Linked DNA regions of Homo sapiens: regions 1 and 2 are each linked to region 3. The links are chromatin contacts, found by Hi-C or POLR2A ChIA-PET in ENCODE. All regions are on one chromosome and are shown on one strand. The core of a region is the stretch at or near the end of the contact, and the rest is flanking DNA. Distances in the headings are between cores, read along the strand shown.

Region 1 (3,031 bases), core at 298-2,797, 1.0 Mb after region 3:
ATGAATTGAATAAAAAGAGAATTGCCCTGTTGTAGGTTTTCCCATTGGCTTTACATCTCTGAAGCAAAAGCTGTCAATTTGTCAGAGGATCTATTCTTTACAGCTTATTGAGCCTGGGGCAAAGAAACTCAGCTACGGAGAGCATTAAATCAAGCTGGGGCTGGCCTCGGCCACGTTCCACAGCGGCTGGGATGTTATGCACGTTGTGGAAGACTCCACAGAGAGACGAGGGGCTCGGGTGGATTCTACCTCCTGTTCTCTAAGGGCCAGTGCCAAAAAGATAAAATAACTGTCTCAGATGAGAAGTTTCTGATTTACTGCTATTTTTTTTCCTGTGTTCACAGAATGGAAAAAGCTGCTTTGAAGCCATTGTTTTTCATTGGGTTTAAGGAGTTGAGTTTATAAAACAAATAGCTCTGCGATAGTAAGCAATGTGCTAAGAGATGAAGCCCCAGGAAAGCTCCATTGGGCCAAATAAAAGCTTTGAATCCAGGGGAGTAAAGGCAGGGCATTTGTCATCCAGATTTAAGTAATCGACTTTCATTCGCCCCACCCACCTCCCCAGGTAGCAGGTGCACTCATCACACAGAATGTTATAAAGGGCGCTGGCAACAGCGGTAGGAGGAGGATGAACTGACCCAATAAAGTATTCCCAAGGCCTGTTGGGAAAGACAGTTGTAAATGGAAAACAATTACTGCTAATAGGGTAAAGCACTTGTAGTTTACAAAGTATTTTCACCGGCCGTATCCATTCGTTTGATCTTATATTTACAATTTCCAAACACACAACTCCCATGGTCCTTCTGGGAGTTCCTGTCCTGAAACGCATCCTCTGAGGCTGGGTTCTCCCAGGAGGCCCTGAGCAAGGACCCAGGCCCCGGGGATTTCCTGAGGATGTTCTCCCGCAGGGACAGAAAGAGGTGGGCAAAGCCAAGTAGGGAGGAGGAGAAGCCAGCAACAGTGCATTTTCAGGGGTGGTCACGGACTCAGCTTCAACCCAAGGGGCCCCTAGAGTATAGGTTGTGCCTTGGATTCTGTCCCACCCTTAGCGACGGAGACAATTGGCTTTTGAACCATGGGCAACTCTTGTGGGAGGCGAGGGTAACCTAAACATCCAGGCCCTTCCATCTCCTGCAAGAGAGTTAAGGTTGGTTCACAGATCCGGAAAAGGGCCCTGGAGAGGCACCAAGGCCCTCTGCTCCATGTGCCCCCCCCTCTCCGCACCTGCTCCACATACCTTGGCTGTCCTCCCTCATAGCACTCCTCTGTGAACCTGAGGAACTCCTGCTAGTACTTCAAAACCCCGTCCAGGTGTTAGTGACACATTCTTTGATTGCCAGTAACCCAAGCAAAAAACCTCTTCTTTGATGCTCTTCCTTTGACTGGAATATCCTTCGAAGAGCTGCACTTGTCGTTAAAATTTTAATGACTCGTTCCCCAAGGGCCACAGTGTTACTGGTGGAGGGTGTCCAGGTTCCCAAGAATTGGACAAAACACACAAAGCAAGGAAAGAATGAAGCAACAAACAGAGAGATGTGTTGAAAGTACACTCCACGGTGTGGGAGCGGGCCTGAGTATAGGGGCTCAAGAGCCCAGTTACAGAATTTTCTGGGGTTTAAATACTCTCTAGAGGTTTCCATTGGTTACTTGGTGTACGCCCTATGTAAATGAAGAGGATGAAGTAAAGTTACAAAGTCATTTACTTGGTGCACGCCCTATGTAAATGAAGAGGATATTTCCTGTCATAGCTGAAGCATTTCCACTTGATTTAGTTCTGGGAAGTCCTTAGGTTCCCTGCCTCCAGGCCCTCTTCTCCTAGTAAGCTTGATCCCAGGGAACAGACATTATTGTATTATCTTTATTGTAGTTGTATTATATAACTACTTTATGATAGTTGTACCTATTTGGGGAGTACATGTGATATATTGATACCTGTACACAGTGTGTAATGATCAAGTCAGGGTAATTGAGATATTCATCACTTCAAACATTTATCTTTTCTTTGTGTTGGGGACATTACAATTCTCTTCTAGCTCTTTTGAAATATACAATAGATTATTTCAACTACAATTTCTCTACGATTAAATACTACAACTTACTCTTTCTAATTGTATTTTTGTACCCATTAACCAACCTCTCCCAGATATTAATGCTTCTCTCTAAGACCTTAATTTTCCCCAGTGAGGCAATGGGGAAAGCGAGCCCCCTGGCTGCGGTTTACTGAGGTGGTGTTAAAAGACTCCCAGTGACAGCAAAGTTTGTTTGCCAAGTCATTCTTCTGAAGGGGACCATGTGAACAAATCCCTAAGAAAAGCTAATGCCAAGTACTCAGCATCACCCTTCAGAGCACAATACACGGTACTTCAAGAGTTTTAAAAAGAGAGTTCCTCAAAAACTCAAGCTGTTTTTATTTTCCTGGATACTTATGTAGTGATCATATCCATTGTGAGGTTGCCCTCGGGATGTTGGGATTTTCTAAGGAACGTAAAGTCCCCAAGATTAAAGCAATGTTGTAGTCAAGAAGTTTCTCTTACTTTCACCCCATATTTAGGTGTATATTTCACTGATGTTCCAAGTATAGAAACACATTTAGCAAATAATTTTGATCTTTGAAGAAGTTCTCTTTTCAACTTTATCAGGCAAGTTCACAGATGCATTTTACAAGGCAAATCGGGAAAAAAAAGGAGATCAATTCTACTGCCGAGAAGGAATCTAGGTCAATTTTATAGATTCACACTCAAATGAAATCCACACAAGAACAAAATTCAAGACATTGGTTAAAAGAAAAATCATACCAAGTACCAAGATAAGTTAAATTGCTATATATGTACAGTTCGATAAATTGAAAACATCCTAGATCTTTACCAAAATTAATTTCTCTGGCATCTTACAGAAGCATCTGTGGGCTTCCAGTAATTTGTACTTTTAAAAATCTTATACAACAGTGTTCCTACAAAAAGAAAGTAAACACTTGCAACCAAAATTTCCATTTTTGCTCGTCAAGATTTCAATCGATTTTACTTGAACAAGC
Region 2 (3,071 bases), core at 96-2,595, 1.2 Mb after region 3:
TCAGTGGAGGCCTATTCCAAGCACAGTGAATACATTATTTTCTTTAAACTCCCTATTCTACAAAGTAGGAATCATTCCCATCTTACAGATGGACACTGAGGCTTTGAGAGGCTGCTCATCTGAACTGAGATTCAACCCCAGAACCATCTATTTCCTAAGCCCAAGCCCTCAAACGTGCCATGACACTGCTTTTGTCTGTGGTTCTGAATCGCCTATGACTCCTGTGGAGATGGCAGCAGAATGTCTGGGATTTCTACACCAGGCTGAAGCCTCCCCCCCGCCACACCCCCTATTCCCTGGCTCACTTTCAGGAAGTGGTGCCTGGGCTGTGCCCCTCAGATGTGGTCGCTTCTGTATATGTGATGAATTTTGAGACTCTCAGTGGCCCAGGACCATCACTACGTATTAAATCCATAAGATGTGAGAAGGGTAATTAACACTTCCTGTTGTTATTTCCCCTTCTTTGCATCCAGGGAAAGGGGTACAATAGGGAAGAGCAGGAGGAGGGGGAGGGAAGATCCACACGCCAGAAACTGAAGTGGTCTGGAATGGGAAGAGTGCTGGGCACACAGGAGCTTTCTGGAGCTGTGTCTAGAGGGAAAATGAAGGTTCCCTCCTGTTTAAACCAGACTCCCAGTCTGTGGCTTTCACACTACATGCAGAGTGTGGAACACGTCATCTACTGATGAGCCCTATTCACCCAACACACTCAGAACTTGGGGGTTTAGCCTTTCCTAACTAAAAAAAAAAAAAAATCTCTGTGAAGTTTTGACATCTGGATCAACAATTAGCCAAATATCTGTGGGTGGAATGCTACCTGGAGAGAAATATTTCAGAACCCCCAAATGAGAGCATCCTTCCCACACAGACCCAGACCTGGCCCAGACCCAGAAGAACAGGTTGAGATGAAGTTTTGTCCTGAAATCACAGTGTCCTGGAAGCAGTAGTTCTGAGGAAGGGGCAGATTGCCGTCCCAGCCTCTTCACTGAAGGATTTGAAGGCTGATTCCAGTTGTATGAAAACAGCATCTCACTGCAAAGAAGGTGCTGTTAGACCAATGTGAACATGAGCTCAAGCATTCTCACCTAGAAAAGCACCTCTGGTTGTGCCCTTTTGAAAAATGTTATAAATTTCTTATGCCAAATTTAGAAGGAATTAGGTTCCAGATTATTTTCTCTCGGGTTTAGAATTGTGTTTACGACACTGAAGTTGAGTTTTATATGCCTTTGGTCAGACTCGTGACAATTAGCCACTCCTGGGGAGAAGGGGCACCCTCGTGCCCAGGTGCCAGCAGCCCTCGCCCGCAGTGCCTGGCCGGCTTCCATTTCTCCTTGAGGTGGCTGAGCTGGCCGGAGCGTTCGCGGGCTGAGAGGACCAGCAGTGCCATCTTGTGGAAATGTTGTCAGTGCTGAAGCCAGGCTGAAGGAGGGAGACAGCCTCGACTGTCACACTCTGAAGAATGATGTTATCCAGAAATGTCTGGGTGCAATCGAGTGAGACGTTTCCCTCTGCTCACCAGCCATGCTAATTATTATTTTGCTGTCCAGAAAATTAATAGCCCAAATAAATTAAGACCAAGCCAAGAAGGTATTTCAAGAACTAAAAATGGCAGGAACGGATTTGTTTTCCATCGACTTACTGGGAAATGTTTAAAAAGTCACCCCAGCTGGGAATATATTTTCTGTAAACTCTGGAAGCACAAAGCTATGGATTCTGAGCAGAGTCAAAACAAGAGTTTTGGAATTTGCTTCTAGGCTGCCCTGCAGGCTCTGTGCTTTCCTGAGGAGACTGCTTTTCCCGGTCAATGAGCGCATGTGCTGGGCCACAACCTATGTCACCCCCTTCATCAGTGCATGAGAAGAGCCCCCAGCCCCATTCACTTTGTATGGGCAGAAGCTGATCGAGGGTACCCTGTCCTCCCACTGCAGTGCTCTAGTGTCGTGTCCTCTCTGTTACACAAGTGCTAAGCACACACTGTGACTACCTTTCATCAGCACACAGTGGGTGAGGCCCAAGGGCCTCTTCTTCTGCACTGACAGAGGGTTTGATTTGAGGTGCGGCCCAGTTCTCAAGGTCATTACCCTGGAAAAGCAGTCTCTTTGCCCACCCTCCTCAGGAAAGCACAGAGCCCGCCAGGCAGCCTAGAAGCAAATTTGGAAACTGTGTTTCGACCCTGTTTAGAATCTGTTGCTTTCTGCTGTGTGTATGTGCGTGTGTGTGTGTGTGTGTGTGTATGCACATATATAGAGTCACCTAAGAAGGTAGGGTCTGTTGCTGTCCAGTTTTATAGACAAGGAAACTAAGCCTCAGAAAAGTCAACCACCAGCTCACCAGCTTGTCCCTGGCAGAGTCAGGATTTGAACCCGGATCATCCAACACTCTAGCCCACACTCATGGTGTCCATTTGCCACGGTCCCTCCTTTGCGTGGTTCTGAATCGTCTCTGGCCCTGTCGGCTGCCTCGAATCTGTTAAATGGTTTGAAGCCTCCCCTGCATTTTGTTCCCGAGACTGAGGAACAGAGTCGTCTGAGATGGTGGAGATCTCAGACGACCCGACTGAAGAGCACAGCCCTTGCGCTTCCTCCCGGGCTCCACCCCCAGGACCCCAAGCAAGGTTCCAGCCTCTCTGAGGCACCATTTCTTCCTCCGTAAAATAGAACATCACCTGCCGAAGGAACTCAGATGAGCTAATGATTTATGTGGAAGTGCTTTGTATGCTAGTTAAATGCTAGAGACATAAGTGATCATTTTTCAGGAAAAAAAATCCACTATCAAGTCAGAAAGTAAATCTTTAGGTAGATTTGAATATATTGTACTGTCTGGTTGAATAAAGGACCCTCAGGTTACATTTAGATTGCTTACCTTAAAACTCTGCATCTCTAAATCATATACAGAAGACAAGCTAAAACTCTGCTTTAAAATGAGGGGACTGGGCTTGGAGCCAAGATTACATGCACTATACAGCCCTCGTTCCAAGTCTGGTTCCCAGCACTTATTACTGTGCAACCCTTGGGCAAATGACTGGTCCTTTCTGATTTACCATTCCAATCTGTGAAATGGACAGTTCCTGC
Region 3 (2,803 bases), core at 165-2,664:
TAGTCTGCTTAATCTGCTCCTCCTAGCAATTATTTGTTACCTATTTAACCTCTGTACCGCTTTTCTCCTTCACTCTTACTTCCATTTATATTTCAACTTACTCCCAAGTATAATAAAGAATAGACTTGAATATTCAAATCATTTAAGTTTGTTGGATAATCTCTTTCAACACAAAATAGAAGCACAATGTTACTGAGAATCGTAAGCACCAAATCCCTTTTATTACAATTTCCTGCATTCTGTCATGCTTATTTGTGTTTCAGAAACAAGCTCTGCGGGGGTGGGGGGGGTGGGGGGGGTGGAGGAGATCACAACCTCAGACAGTCTGCGGTGTTCAGGGTCATGCCCGTGGCATAATTAGGAGGAACATTCGACCTGGCCCCTGGGCAGGCTGTGCCCTGCTTGGCTTGGCTTGTGAATGCAGCAGACGTGAGCCCCGTCCTGACTGCTGCTGAATCAGAGGGACAGGGGCGAAGGCCCAGAGGCCTTCCTTGGCACATGTTTTGGGTTTCGTTTTTCAACAAGACTTTGAATACGGTGATTCCACTTGCTGTATTTCACAGCAGGCTACGCATGGGGAAGTCCCGATGGGGTCAAGGAGCAGTCAAGCCAGGAGGTGATATGGAAAACTGATTTGAACGTGAAGAAGGCAATGCGAGATGCACTGGAAGACTGTGGGGAAGGATCAGGGGAGTGGTTCACTTTGAAATAAGGAAGAAAAGGAGGAAGAGAAGGTGGCAGAGATGCAGCAGAAGATACCAAGAGAGGAGGACAAGGTGGCACAAGAAGGGGAGGAGAGAGAACTTAATCTGCTCAAGTTCCAGACTGGGCAAGGGTCTTTCTTGCAGGAAGTTTACAGACATTCCAGTTTCAAATCTGAAGTGATTTTGCCTAAGGAGAAACCCTCACTACCCGCCAAAAACATGCCATCTGAACAGGGAAGGTGATGGCAAGATTGGGCAGGTGCTGTGGAGAAGACCTCTGCTGGACTTCGTGCCTCCTTAGCTCTGGAATCACAGGATCTGCAAGAGCATCTACCTGCGCTCACCAGCACGTTCCGCCAGCCTCCCTCCCCCAACCCACCTGGCCACTCTAGGACCCCTCGCACCCTGGTCCTTTGTTGCAGGCTGACATCTGCCCCACCAGAGTCAACTGTCAGCGCCTTGCACGTGAATTAGGGAAGCGGAGTAACCTGGGGTTCCATCCCTTCCCGGGTCCCTTCCAGCTTTCGCCTAGCTCCGGAGCATCCACCCATCTCAGGTCCAGGGCGTGCGTTCCCAAGGATGCTCGGCCCTCTCCCAACCCGCGGCCTCCTCCCCTCTCTCCCGCGGCTGCCGCTGCTGCCGCGAAAACCAGGAGAAGTGGAACGCGCGCGGCGAAGCGCCGCTCTCGCGGCGGCACTGGGCATGCTCCGCACCCGGGGCCGGTTTCGGCGGCGGGGCGGACGCTCCCTCACTAGCCGGGCGCCCGGGCCGGCCGCCGAGGTTTAGGTGGAGGCTGAGGCTGCCGCGCGCCGCGGGAGGAGCCTCGCCCTCGGCGGCTGAGGCGGCGGCGGCACAGGTGGCGCGGGCCGCGCGCGGGGCGCAGCTCGGGAGCGCTCGGCGCCGGGCGCCGCGGCGGCCCCAGGCTCGCGCCCGCGGCGACAGCCGGCTGAGCGGAGCTGCGGGCGCGGCGGCTGCTCTCTCAGCCCGGCCGGCTGGCGGCGGCGCCCGGAGCCCCGAGGAGCCCGCAGGAGCCCGTGGAGCCCGCGGAGCCGGGCAGGGGGCGCTGCGCTCGCCGAGCTCGGAGGGGCCGCCGGGCCGGGCGCTGCGCACTCGCGTCGGGAGCCGCCTCTCGCCCGCGGCGCTCGCCCCTGCCGCCCGCCAGCATCCCTTGTCCCGCGGCCGCGCTCAGACAACAAAAGCGGAAGATGCTGCAGTTGGGCAAGGTCAGGACCTTGCCCTGAAGCCGGGCGGCGCCGCGCACGCCTCTTCCCGGACTGAGGAGCTGTCGCCGGCGGAGGGTGCATGTTTGCGAGGAAGCCGCCGGGCGCCGCGCCTTTGGGTGAGTTGCGGGGCTGGGCGGCCGGGGCCGGGCGCAGCCTCCTCCCGGCGCCGTCCTCCTCCTCTTGCCGCTGGTGGGGGTGGTCCTGGGCTCCCGGCCGGCAGGCGGCGGCGGCGGCTGCTGCGGGGTTTCTGCCTGCCTCGGGGAGGACCGCGATCGCGCCAGGTCCCCCTCGGAAGCCGCTGTGCCTGGAAGGGGGTCCGGGGTTAGTGCCTTTCTTGGAGCGGTTACCAAGTGGCTGCCCTGCGTGCTCCCCCTCCCTGCCACCCATCTCCCCGGGAGGAAGCGTATTTAGGGCAACACCGACAATGCTGCTCCCCGCCACCCTGAGAACATACTCGGTGCATTCATGACGTCCCTAATATACGGGAGGAGACGGGGTGGGGGTGGGGAGGACTTCCCTCCAGTCTTTTGCCCTTATGTTCAATGTCATTACGATGTTTGGCTAGAACAAAATGGAAAGACTTAGTCATATGCGTCCATGGCCGTGTCTTCAGGCTCCCGCGGCTTGCCAGACCCTGAGCCCCCTTGGTCTATATTTAGCGGCTTCCCAGCAAGCCTTTGCAGCCGGCTTCACAGGTTTCGGGGGCTTCTGCGTGCTGACAATAGACAGCCAGGCTCCAGAAAGCGCCGCCTGAAAGCCAGGTTTGGAAGGCTGTGCGTGTGTATGGGAGATGAGCGATGCAAAATTGGGGTGATCCGTAATTAATGGCTGAAAGCGAAGCTGCTTTTTTCTTTTTTTCCCGACCCTCATCTTATT

The links. Hi-C counts contacts between places; a loop is a spot of excess contacts on that map. ChIA-PET counts read pairs that join two places held with the same protein, here RNA polymerase II (POLR2A). Pooled maps may share reads with other maps.
Region 1: a pooled map shows a loop between it and region 3 (2.2-fold over the local background). The contact joins the enhancer-like site here to the promoter of CTNND2 in region 3. A Hi-C loop is called at or near these places in 3 of 50 pooled maps.
Region 2: a map of posterior cingulate gyrus shows a loop between it and region 3 (4-fold over the local background). The contact joins the enhancer-like site here to the promoter of CTNND2 in region 3. A Hi-C loop is called at or near these places in 3 of 168 maps with a recorded cell type or tissue (dorsolateral prefrontal cortex and posterior cingulate gyrus) and 7 of 50 pooled maps. POLR2A ChIA-PET finds 5 or more read pairs at or near these places in 1 of 52 experiments (activated T-cell).

What each region holds. Positions count from the first base shown.
Region 1 is chr5:10,866,312-10,869,342 of GRCh38, reverse strand. No RefSeq gene overlaps it. Among named protein-coding and RNA genes, the nearest start is that of CTD-2154B17.1, 81 kb to the right of the region's middle. Within about 2 kb of position 1,547, at least 2 of the 41 ENCODE cell types and tissues checked have a DNase peak (open chromatin) inside an H3K27ac peak, as active enhancers do.
Region 2 is chr5:10,693,550-10,696,620 of GRCh38, reverse strand. All of the region lies in intron 2 of DAP (death associated protein), which reads left to right. Among named protein-coding and RNA genes, the nearest start is that of DAP-DT, 66 kb to the left of the region's middle. RefSeq lists a silencer at 1,274-1,333. Within about 2 kb of position 1,345, at least 4 of the 41 ENCODE cell types and tissues checked have a DNase peak (open chromatin) inside an H3K27ac peak, as active enhancers do.
Region 3 is chr5:11,903,057-11,905,859 of GRCh38, reverse strand. CTNND2 (catenin delta 2) reads left to right here and starts at 1,414. Exons shown (of 22, transcript NM_001332.4): 1 at 1,414-2,043. The coding sequence starts at 2,007.